2 separate regions of the Homo sapiens genome follow, and region 2 is linked to region 1. The links are chromatin loops, found by intact Hi-C in ENCODE. Cell type or tissue: heart right ventricle. All regions are shown on one strand.

The links. A loop is a pair of places that touch in the nucleus more often than their neighbours do. Peaks named below come from ENCODE experiments on the same cell type or tissue, not always from the same donor. Only the 100,000 strongest peaks of a DNase experiment are listed, where the experiment ranks them.
Region 2: it touches region 1 in a loop (4-fold over the local background); 42 of 110 quality-filtered maps call a loop at or near these places.

Annotation. Positions count from the first base shown.
Region 1 is chr10:70,877,858-70,882,857 of GRCh38, reverse strand. SGPL1 (sphingosine-1-phosphate lyase 1) reads right to left here. Exons shown (of 15, transcript NM_003901.4): 15 at 1,674-5,000. It also overlaps a transcript of PCBD1 not described here. Among named protein-coding and RNA genes, the nearest start is that of PCBD1, 8.2 kb to the left of the region's middle. In heart right ventricle, CTCF peaks have their summits at 2,443 and 2,644 (motif pointing right); a DNase peak (open chromatin) is centred at 2,647.
Region 2 is chr10:70,456,015-70,461,014 of GRCh38, reverse strand. It overlaps a transcript of PALD1 not described here. Among named protein-coding and RNA genes, the nearest start is that of NODAL, 17 kb to the right of the region's middle. RefSeq lists an enhancer at 4,765-5,000. In heart right ventricle, no CTCF peak of the experiment used is centred here; a DNase peak (open chromatin) is centred at 2,514; H3K4me3 peaks cover 1,604 bases; H3K27ac peaks cover 3,109 bases.

The DNA of each region.
Region 1 (5,000 bases):
ACTTCTGGTCTCACACCTTTCAGATAAGGGATACTCAACCTATATTTTCTTCCTGGCTGTGATGGCTAATGTTAGGTGTCAACTTGATTGGGCCATGGGGTGCCCAGGCATTTGGTCAAACATTCCGGGTGTGTCTGTGAGGGTGTTTCTGAATGAGGATAACATTTGAATCAGTAGACTGAGTAAAGCCGACTGTCTTCCCTAACATGGGTGGCCTCATTCAACCAGGTGAAGGCCTGTACAGAAAAAAAGGGCTAAAAAGGGCTGACCCTCTTCCAAATAAAAGGGAAGTCCTCCTGCCTGACTGCCTTGAGGTGGGACATTGGTCTTTTCCTGCTTTCGGACTTAAACTGAAACATCCACTCTCCTTAGGTCTCAAGGCTACAAGCCTCCGGTGTGCAACAATACCATCTGCTTTCCTGGTTCTCCAGCTTGCCAACTACAGATCTTGGGACTTGTCAGCCTCCATAATCACATGAGCCAATTCCTTATAAGAAATCTCTTTGTGTGTATTGGTTCTGTTTCTCTGGAGAATCATAATACACAGGCCTATCATATCAGATATGGCAGATCCCAAATCCTGATGGTCTCTTCAGTTTCTTAAAATCTTAGCAAAGTTCTTAGGGCTTGCCTGGTTTACTCCACAAGAGAGAAGACACAGGCAGCTTAGGACCTGGCAGGCTATTTATTACTGGAGCAGTTAAGAGATGGTTTGCACAGTCAGTTCCCCAGCCAGGAACTCTCTAGGACAGAATATTCCCACGCTGTCATGAAGAAGGGGGCACTAAGAGCAGCCTCATCTCTACCCCCACGAGAATGCCACACAAATTTTACCTCACATATGTCACTATGCAGAGACTGGGAAGCCTTCTTCCTAATAGTTCTCACCTGTGTCTCCTAACTCAAGTACTAAGCTGACTTGTAAATGCCGGGGTCACTTGGAACAGGAATCTAGCCATGTCACAACTCAGTCTGAATGAGTTGGTCCCCCAGCAAAGGCCAGGAAAGGGGCAGAGGCTGGAGGTTGAGAAATAAGCGTATTGTTCACAAGAGGGATTAGCAGGACCCCGTTCCTAGCATATATGCTAGTAAAGGATTATCAATACCTATATTGATGGCAAACGAGATTCAGACAGTGGTCTCCCATCTGCTCCACTTCTGACTTAAAATTTTCCAAGTGTGCTTTGATCTGATGACTGGAGGACTGAAGGACAGAAGACGCCAGATGCGGAGGTATGGACTATGCTGTTATGTTACATTCCTGCCTCTGCTTATTTTCATGGGTCAAGGGTTGAAAAATGTTCACCCGATGCAGGGACAGCTCATGCCTGTATTTCCAACACTTTGGGAGGCCAAGGCGGGAGGATCATTTGAGCTCAGGAGTTAGAGACTAGGCTGGGCAATGTAGAGAAACTCTGTCTCTACAGAATATACAGAAAAATTAGCCAGGCATGGTGGCACACACCTGTGGTCCCAGCTACTCGGGAGGCTGAGGTGGGAGGATCACTTGAGCCCAGGAAGTCAAGGCTACAGTGAGTGATGATCATGCCATTGCCCTCTAGCCTGGGTGACAGTGAAACCTTGTCTCCAAAAAATAAAGCCAACCTTGGCAGCACTACAGTTGTATGAAGCACATTCATGTGAGACAAAGACACAGGTAACACTTTCTTTTCTTTTTTTTTTTAGAAATAAATAGGTTTATTCTAAAATTAATCCAAATAATTGAAATTATAGGGAAGGATATTAAGAAGAGAAAAGATTACAAGACAGAGGAAAGCATAAAAGAAAATAAGGTAATTAAAACTTCAAATCAGGAAAAAGGTTCTCAAAAATCTGACTTTGCCTACCCAGGTACAGTTGGTGGCTATCAAATTAGGACTCAGTAATTACTTGTGTCACTGAGTGAAAGCTGCTCATTGCTGCCAAGAACCTACAGAGAAGGCCAAGGGGCTGACGTACAGCTGTATGGAGCAGCAATAAGCACCCCAGACACGACTTCCTAGATAAGCCAGGCCTCCTCATCCAAGTACATCCTGGATCCTCTTTCTCTCTGGTTTCCAGGTACTCAGGAACTAGGCCATTTGGCAGAAAACTGTAGCAAAAAAGCAATCCTTGGCTTGACTCTGGCAAAGTCTGAATGGGCTAAAAGCCAAAAGGAAAAGCTGGGTTATCTGAATGACAGCCTTCAGATCCTGACTAACACTTTGGAAAAACTTCTCGTTTCTTATTCATAATAGAATAAGATCTCCAGCAGTTACATGTGTGTGAAGATTATCTGAGGAGCTCTGTTAGCCCCTAAACCAAATGCAGGGTTTGAGGCCAATGCCCTTTGGTTAGACAGAACCACACTGCCCAGATGGCTAGAGACCACCCAGATAACTCAATCCATCATTAAGTTATTGTAAGCAGCAAACTGTAAGCAGAAGTGGATGATGAAGATGGAAAAAAATATAAGATAGGGCCTGTCCCTGGCAAACTAAGAACCTGAATTTCAGACCTCTCTGAAATAGGTACGACTACCACTGCTGGTGCAAGGACCAATCAGCGACCTATTGAAGTGCCTGGAAATGAGATGGATTGCTGCTTAACTGTGTCTCTTTCATTGGTCTTGGTATCAGTGGGCACACACGATTGTTTCACCACCAGGGGGCAATCTCTCACCAGGAGCCCATTCAAGCATGGCCACTGCCCCATTTGTCATCTCGTGTGTGCCCAAGTAATCAAATGAATGCAACCATCCACAGTAATTACAATTAGGGTCATTTAACTATTTAATTGCTTTTTGAGATTATTGCTGAAATTAGGAAGGGAGCATTGAAATGGGAAGGGGGAGGTTAGAGAAGACAGAGATTTAAAAGAAGCAAGTACCATTTTCCAAGTATAAAACTCGTAATATTAAAAGTGACATAGCAGTATATTCACATGACTACTTAAGTCTAATGCAGAAACAAGACAGTACAGTTTTTGCAGAGGCCGATGTGACATCTGCATGCGACATGATACTATTAAGTGTCTCTACCCACCTCTGCTACAGAGTAGCTGCTATATGCACACATACACAAAAATACACAATGAAAAGCCTACAAAAGTGTTAAGTCAAACTAAGGCTCTTAATTGTAAATTAAAGTGGCTACAGTAGGTCCCTTTGAAAAACACCATCTCCCCTGGCACCAATGTTGTCACAGCACAGAGGAAGCGAGTGGCTCGGGGTCTGGTTCTGGGGAGACGCTCTACAGGGGCACATGCTTCTCCATCTTGGCAGCTGGCAAGCCACAGTGGTGTCTGCTGGGTGGCTCTGGGTTCCTGGACCTCATTCAACATAATGCACTGACCAAACAGCTCTGACCACAGCTACTCTCAAAGAGGTGCCTGCCAGGTCTCCCTCTGACACACACACATACACACACTACCCACTCTTGGAACCCACAATGCACTGCTGGGCAAACAGGAAAAACACACACACACACACACACACACATAAATGCCACACCAGCCCTGAATGGCGTGGCCAGCTAGTCACAGTTGTTGGGTCAGTAGTACAGTGCTCAAGAACAATTCAGACTAACATGCCAAGGAGCCTGAGGAAAAGTCTGGTAGTCATGGCTCTCCCAGCCAGCATTCCCAGTGGGGGAAACTAGAAGACACCAGCCTGGAGAGGCTGAATATTCAGGAGTCCCTGAGATGGGGAATGGAACAGAGGAAAGTGTCTTTTGACTCATCTTAAGTACTCCCCTCCCCAAATAGAAACCTCAAAGACTGATCCATTTCCCCTAGGGCCTGGGCCAGGAGTAGCTCACTGCTCACTGCTGAGGAGAAAGGCACAAGATATAATGTCATAAGAGCAGGACAGTGGCTCAGCCTACAGAGTTCCCTATAGGGGAAAGAAGGCAGGAAATAGGCGCAGGGTCTGGTCCTGTCCCTGCACCACCCTGAGCAGCTAGTCTTGGGAAGGGATTACAGGCCCTGGGCCATAGGCTGCTCGCCATTCTGCTTTCCTATCCTGTTTCTCTCCCTGTGCTGCTCCCTTTTAGCCAGGGCTGAGAAATGTTCAGCACCTGAGGCAAAACTGCCATAGTACCTCTGAAAGCTGAATCAAGGGGGAAGAGGCAGAAGAACACACTAATAGAGAAAATTTTCCTTGCTACGGGTGCTCTTTCACACCCACCTAGGGTAAGTCAAGGCAACTTGTGAAGGTGCTTTGAGCTGTTCCTTCAAGCAAACACATTTTCATTACATAATGGCTTAACGCAAGGGTGCAGGGAAGGACCACCACCAACTTTGGTGACATATTTGAATCTGGGTGTTCATCCTACTCTGATATTCAAAAAAGCATAGAAAAAGGTCTGATTTCTGCTCATCACCAGCCCAGGATAGGGTTCAGGTGTGCTCTGACCACTGCCAATTCAGGAAGGCGGCACCATGGCCAAAAGCTCCCAGATTATTTGGAAACCATGTTTTCTTCCTAGTCCATGGTAACAAGAAAAAGCCAATGGAAGCATCATTCCAAACAATAATCTCCAAAGATGGTGGCAACCAAGTGTCAAATGGGGACTGCAGGCACAGAAGAGACCACCCCAAACCCTGCCTGGGTGGACGAAGCAGGTATGCTAGAATAGTCCTGTCCTGCAGAATAGGGAACGGCAGCTTGGTCGATCTGTGCCCTGGAAAAAGAAAATGAGTTGCAATAGAAGTGACTCTAAGACAGACAATGAACCTACTCTTAAGAGAGACAGGGCCAGGCACGGTGGCTCACGCCTGTAATCCCAGCACTTTGGGAGGCTGAGGCGGGGGGGCGGGTATCACCTGAGGTCAGGAGTTCAAGACCAGCCTGGCCAACACGGTGAACCCGTCTCTACTGAAAAAGAAAATTGAAAAATTAGCCAGGCGTGGTGGTGGGTGCCGGTAATCCCAGCTACTCGGGAGGCTGAGGCAGAAGAATCGCTTGAACCCAGTGGGTGGAGGTTGCAGTGAGCTGAGATCATGCCACTGCACTCCAGACT
Region 2 (5,000 bases), 420 kb after region 1:
GACACGATCTCAGCTCACTGCAACCTCTGCCTCTTGGGTTCAAGTGATTCTCCTGCCTCAGCCTCCCAAGTAGCTGGGATTACAGGCGCATGCCACCACGCCCGGCTAATTTTTGTATTTTTAGTAGAGACGGGGTTCTCCACGTTGGCCAGGCTGGTCTTGAACTCTTGACCTCAGGTGATCCGCCCGCCTCGGCCTCCCAAAGTGCTGAGATTACAGGCGTGAGCCACCTGGCCCGGCCTGGAGCTTGTATTTCATCCTACAGGCAATGAGAGGCACTGAAGGGTTTCAGTGAGGGGAGTGATGCCATCCCATCTAGCTCCTGAGAGGAGTGGATTCTGGGGGGCCAGGGTGGAGGCAGGGAGGCCTCCACAGTTGTCCAGGAGAGAGATGATGGTGGCTGGGACCAGGTGGTGACAGAAGAGATGGGGAGGAGCAGGTGGATTCTAGAGAGCCATTTTGGAAGTGGGATCCACATGGCTGGTATGAGGTTGGATGTTGTGGTGTTGAGGGAGGAAGGAATCAGGAATCAGGGGCTTGGCTGCAGACAGAACGCTGGAGAAGGCGCAGAGGAGTTCAGTCTTGATGAATGGAGCCGGAGATGACTGTGAGGGAGCCCACGGGAGACGCACGGTAGGCCGGTGGGTGCAGGGGTCCAGAGTTCTGAGGACTGGTCTGGGGTAGACAAAGGCCGGGCACCATGGGCATTGGTGGCTTTTAAGCCCCAGGATGGGTGAGACCCTCCAGGAGAGGCAAGTAACCGCAGGGGAGAAGAGAAGTCGAAGCACAGCCTTGGAGGGCGGGCTTCGAGGGGAGGGGAGGCCTGGGGCAGGGGGAAGAGGCTCAGAAGACAAAGAGGACTGAGCAGGGGCCCAGACGGCGGAAGGGAAGCTTAGCCGCACGAAAGCTAAGAGGTGGGGAGCATTTCAATCGTGTCAAAGGCTGCTGTGCGGCCAGGCAGGGCTGGAGCCAATTTGGTAACACGGAGTCTCTCCTATACAACCCAAGCCAGGGCAGACGCCATGGTGGGTGGAGGCAGGAGGCACACAATGGAACCGGGTGAAGGGTGACCGTGAAGCGGGGAGTGTAGGCACCACGGACAACTGCTGTGGAGAAGGTGCGGCAGCTGGAGGGGAGAGGGCTGGCTGTGAAGATGAGGGCACAGGGCAGAGTGGCGTTCACCTATGGGGTGGCTGAGGGGGAGTACGTGGGGGAACGGAGGACAGGCAGGGCTCCGAGCTTTCCAGCCTCTGTTCCTTCCACTTTCACCTTGTGTCTGCAGTTACCCCATAATAACCACCCCTAACTCAGATGAGGACAGCTGAGTCCCAGAGAAGATCCCAACGTCACAAGGCGGGGGCTCTGCCTAAGCTGGCTCCGCGCACAGCAGGCTGTTTGGAGTCTGCCAAGACTCATGCAAAGGTCATGTGGGCCCCTTGACCAAATCTGGACGTCCTTCCCTCCATGCCAGGTTGGCACTGCCCAGCCCCAGCAACCCCCCCATCCCCACCCATCCGAGGCAGTGCCACAGAGGACAGCAGACAGACCAGGCACGGTCAGAGAGATCCATTTTGAAGGGGCTTGACCCTCCTACTGTCGCGGGAGGGGGCTTTTAAAGGAAAAGAACACAAAAATACAAATGCAAAAATTAGGTCCGGGCCTTGCAAGGGTCTGAAACTTAAGCTTCAATTAGCCTCAGGGCAGCTCCGCCTCTGACTGCAGTGACCTTGAAGAAGTGACTTCACCTCTCCGAGCCCCGGTTCCTCATCTGAAAAGGGAGCCGTCAGTATAGTGCCAGCGGGAGGGCTAACTGAGGTAACTGTGCAAAATGTTTATCACAAAGCAGCGTCCCAGTGAGCGATGGACAAACGGTGGCAGTGGCTCTTATAAACCGGGCTCCCTGGGGCTTGGAGTGGGGTGGGGTGGGATGGGGGAAGGGTGAAGCAGTGGGTGGGCGGATGGCGGGGGATAAAGGTGGGGGAGCCGCTCTCTCCCTGAGCCCAGGAACAGCAGTAATCCCTTGGTTTAGCAGTGCAGCACCGCGGTAAGGCGGTGATGGTGTGCGGGGCCCATCCTGACTCTCCTGCCCACGCACCAGGCCTCGCCTGGCACCAAATGGGGGCCCCCCGCGTTTGGTGGCGCCCCACAATTTACCAAGCAGGCACATCCCACCCTTCCCACCAGCAGCAACAGAATGAGGCCACTGGACAGAAGCCCAGCGAGGGGACGGGACAGATGGGAGGGGACACATCCCGCTGAGGGCAGAGCCCTGGGTAACCCCCACCCCGCCCGACCACAGGGCCTGGGCAGGAGCTCGCGCCGGAGCGTCTCTGTCTCACTAGGCTCTTGTCCCGGCCCCGGCGGCGGGACCGGCAGTGCGGGGAACAGGGGAGAGGGGCGGGTCCCCCTTGGCGGCGACAACGCCACCCGCCCGGCGGGAACACTCACTGCCGCCTCCAGCCTCGGTCTTCTTGCTCCGCAGCCCGTCTGCTCTTCGGCTGACTCACCCGGGTCGCCCTCCGCGCGCTTTCCCACGAGGGCGGGCGCCTGGGCCTCTGCCTCCAGCCCAGCCGGCCGGCCTGGCGCGCTCACCTCACCGGGCTCCGTAGGTCCTGCCATGCCTGGGGCCTCCGCTGAGCGCCTGGGCTGTGCCAGGCGCCCGGCCAGGCGCGGCGGGGCGGGCGGGACTGGGCACCGCGCCGCACAGACCACTATGCCCCTTCGCTGCAAACAAGATTGCGAAGCTAGAGGCAGGCAGGCAGGCACGCCGACTCCAAGTCCAGTGCTCTTTTCCTCTGCCTCAGCCTCCTCCTGCTGACAGCAATCAAGAAAAGTACCCTTTCCAGCCTCATTTATTAAGCATCTATTACGTACACCGGGCACTGAGTGAAAGGGTCCAGAGGGGGCTTCTGTCCCCTGGAAGCTCACAGTCTAAGAGAAGGTGGATAACAGGGAACACGGTGTAAGGACCCTGAGAGAGGCTGACTGGGCTGGAGAAATCCTCCAGGCTGGCTTCCTGGAGGAGGAAGCCTAAAGAATTAAGCAACTTTTTTTTTTTTAGGCGGAGTCTCCCTCTGTCGCCCACGCTGGAGAGCAGTAGCGAGAACTCGGCTCACTGCAACCTCCGCCTCCCGGGTTCAAGCGATTCTCCTGCCTCAGTCTTCTGAGTAGCTGGGATTACAGGTGTCTGCCACCACATTCGGCTAATTATTGTATTGTCAGTAGAGACGAGGTTTCACCATGTTGGCCAGGCTGGTCTCGAACTCCTGGGCTCAAACAATCTGCCTGCCTTGGCCTCCCAAAGTGCTGAGATTACAGACATGAGCCACCACACCCAGCCAACGTTTATTTTTAAATGGTAGTGGAGAGGATGCTTTATGGCCCGGAAAGATGTTCTGGTTTCATAAAAGAAGTAGTTTACAGAACAGTTCACATTGTGTGAATCTTCTAAGTGCACATAAATGCATGTGCACATAAATACCTAAGTGCAGGGGACAGGAAGAATGTACCCCCAAAATATTAACCATGGTTATATCTAGATCATGGGGTTACAGGGGATTTTTCTCTTCCTGTATATACCGTTATATAGTCTGCAAATTTTCTACAGCGAATAGGCATTCATTTTGTGTTTAAAAAGCACAATACGGGATGGGCACGGTGGCTCACGCCTGTAATCCCAGCACTTTGGGAGGCCGAGGCGGGTGAATCACCTGAGATCAGGAGTTCAAGACCAGACCAGCCTGGCCAACATGGTGAAACCCTGTCTCTACTAAAAATACAAAAATTAGCCGGTGTGGTGGCAGGCGCCTGTAATCCCAGCTACTTGGGGGGCTGAGGCAGGAGAATCGGTTGAACTCAGGAAGTGGAGTTTGCAGTGAGCCGAGACCGCGTCATTGCACTCCAGCCTGGGCAACAAGAGTGAAACTCCATCTGAAAACAAAAAAAAAAAACAAAAAAAGCACAATAGCACAATACATAAGAACTAAGCAGGCAGGGGAGGGGGGCAGGGGGGTGTGTGGGAATTGGCTGCATTTCATCAAAGAGTGGGTAGAGGAGAGGGAGAAGAAACTGTACAGGCCCTGAATGTTAGGAGACACTTCCACCCGCTGGCCTCAGAGCTCCACCAAGCATAGGACAGTCAAGTGCGGCGACAGGGCTAGGAATCATCCTAGATGTGGAAACTGAGGCTCAATAAGGTCATGTGCTGGTCAGGGTTGAGCTGGGAGCAGGACCTAGGTGTGCTGCCCCCCATACCCCAGCCTAACTGGTACTAATTTAAACAACCCTCCTGCTCCCCCACCTCTGCCCTCAGGGAGTTTCCTTGGCTGCACTTTCCCATCAAGGACGATTTTCCCAGCAGGGTGGGTCCCTCCAAATTTTTGTTACTGACCCCACCATCCCTGATGGGGCAGCTCAGGACCTGAGGCAGGTACAGGCAGAGAAAGGGTATGTGACCTTAGATCTTCCAGTGGGGAAGGAAAGGTCGGACAGGGACAGAGAGGACAGAAAAACGGAGCTGAGGGGTGGGGTGGGAGGGCAGGAGTAGGCAAGAATAGGCTGGGAAGGTTGGGCTGGAAGCTCCCCTGGGAGGGAGGCTGGTGTGGCCAAGACAGGAGCTGGGGGGAAGTGGCCCTGCGCTTGGAGCCTCCCTCACTCCTCATAACCCCAGCGCTTTCTGGCTCTGAAACAGCAGCCTTGGTCAGGGAGTGTTTGCAGCGCAGGTTGGTGGGAGAATGATTGGGGGATGGGGGCATGAACACGGGAGCAATGGGAGAAGGTCGGGGAGGCCTTGTAGTTTTGTAACATCTCGAATCATGAGGAGATGATCTCAGCTTTAGATTGCCCATTTCCCATTCCCTAAAGATATGTGGGGTGATCTGTGGGCAAACAGGCACAGATCGCTCCTGCCACCCCTGACACTCCTGACACCCAGAGTAAACGGAAAGGGCCAGGAGAACATGCTGGTGTCTTAGCTGTTTGTCCCTCCTGATGGCCAAGGC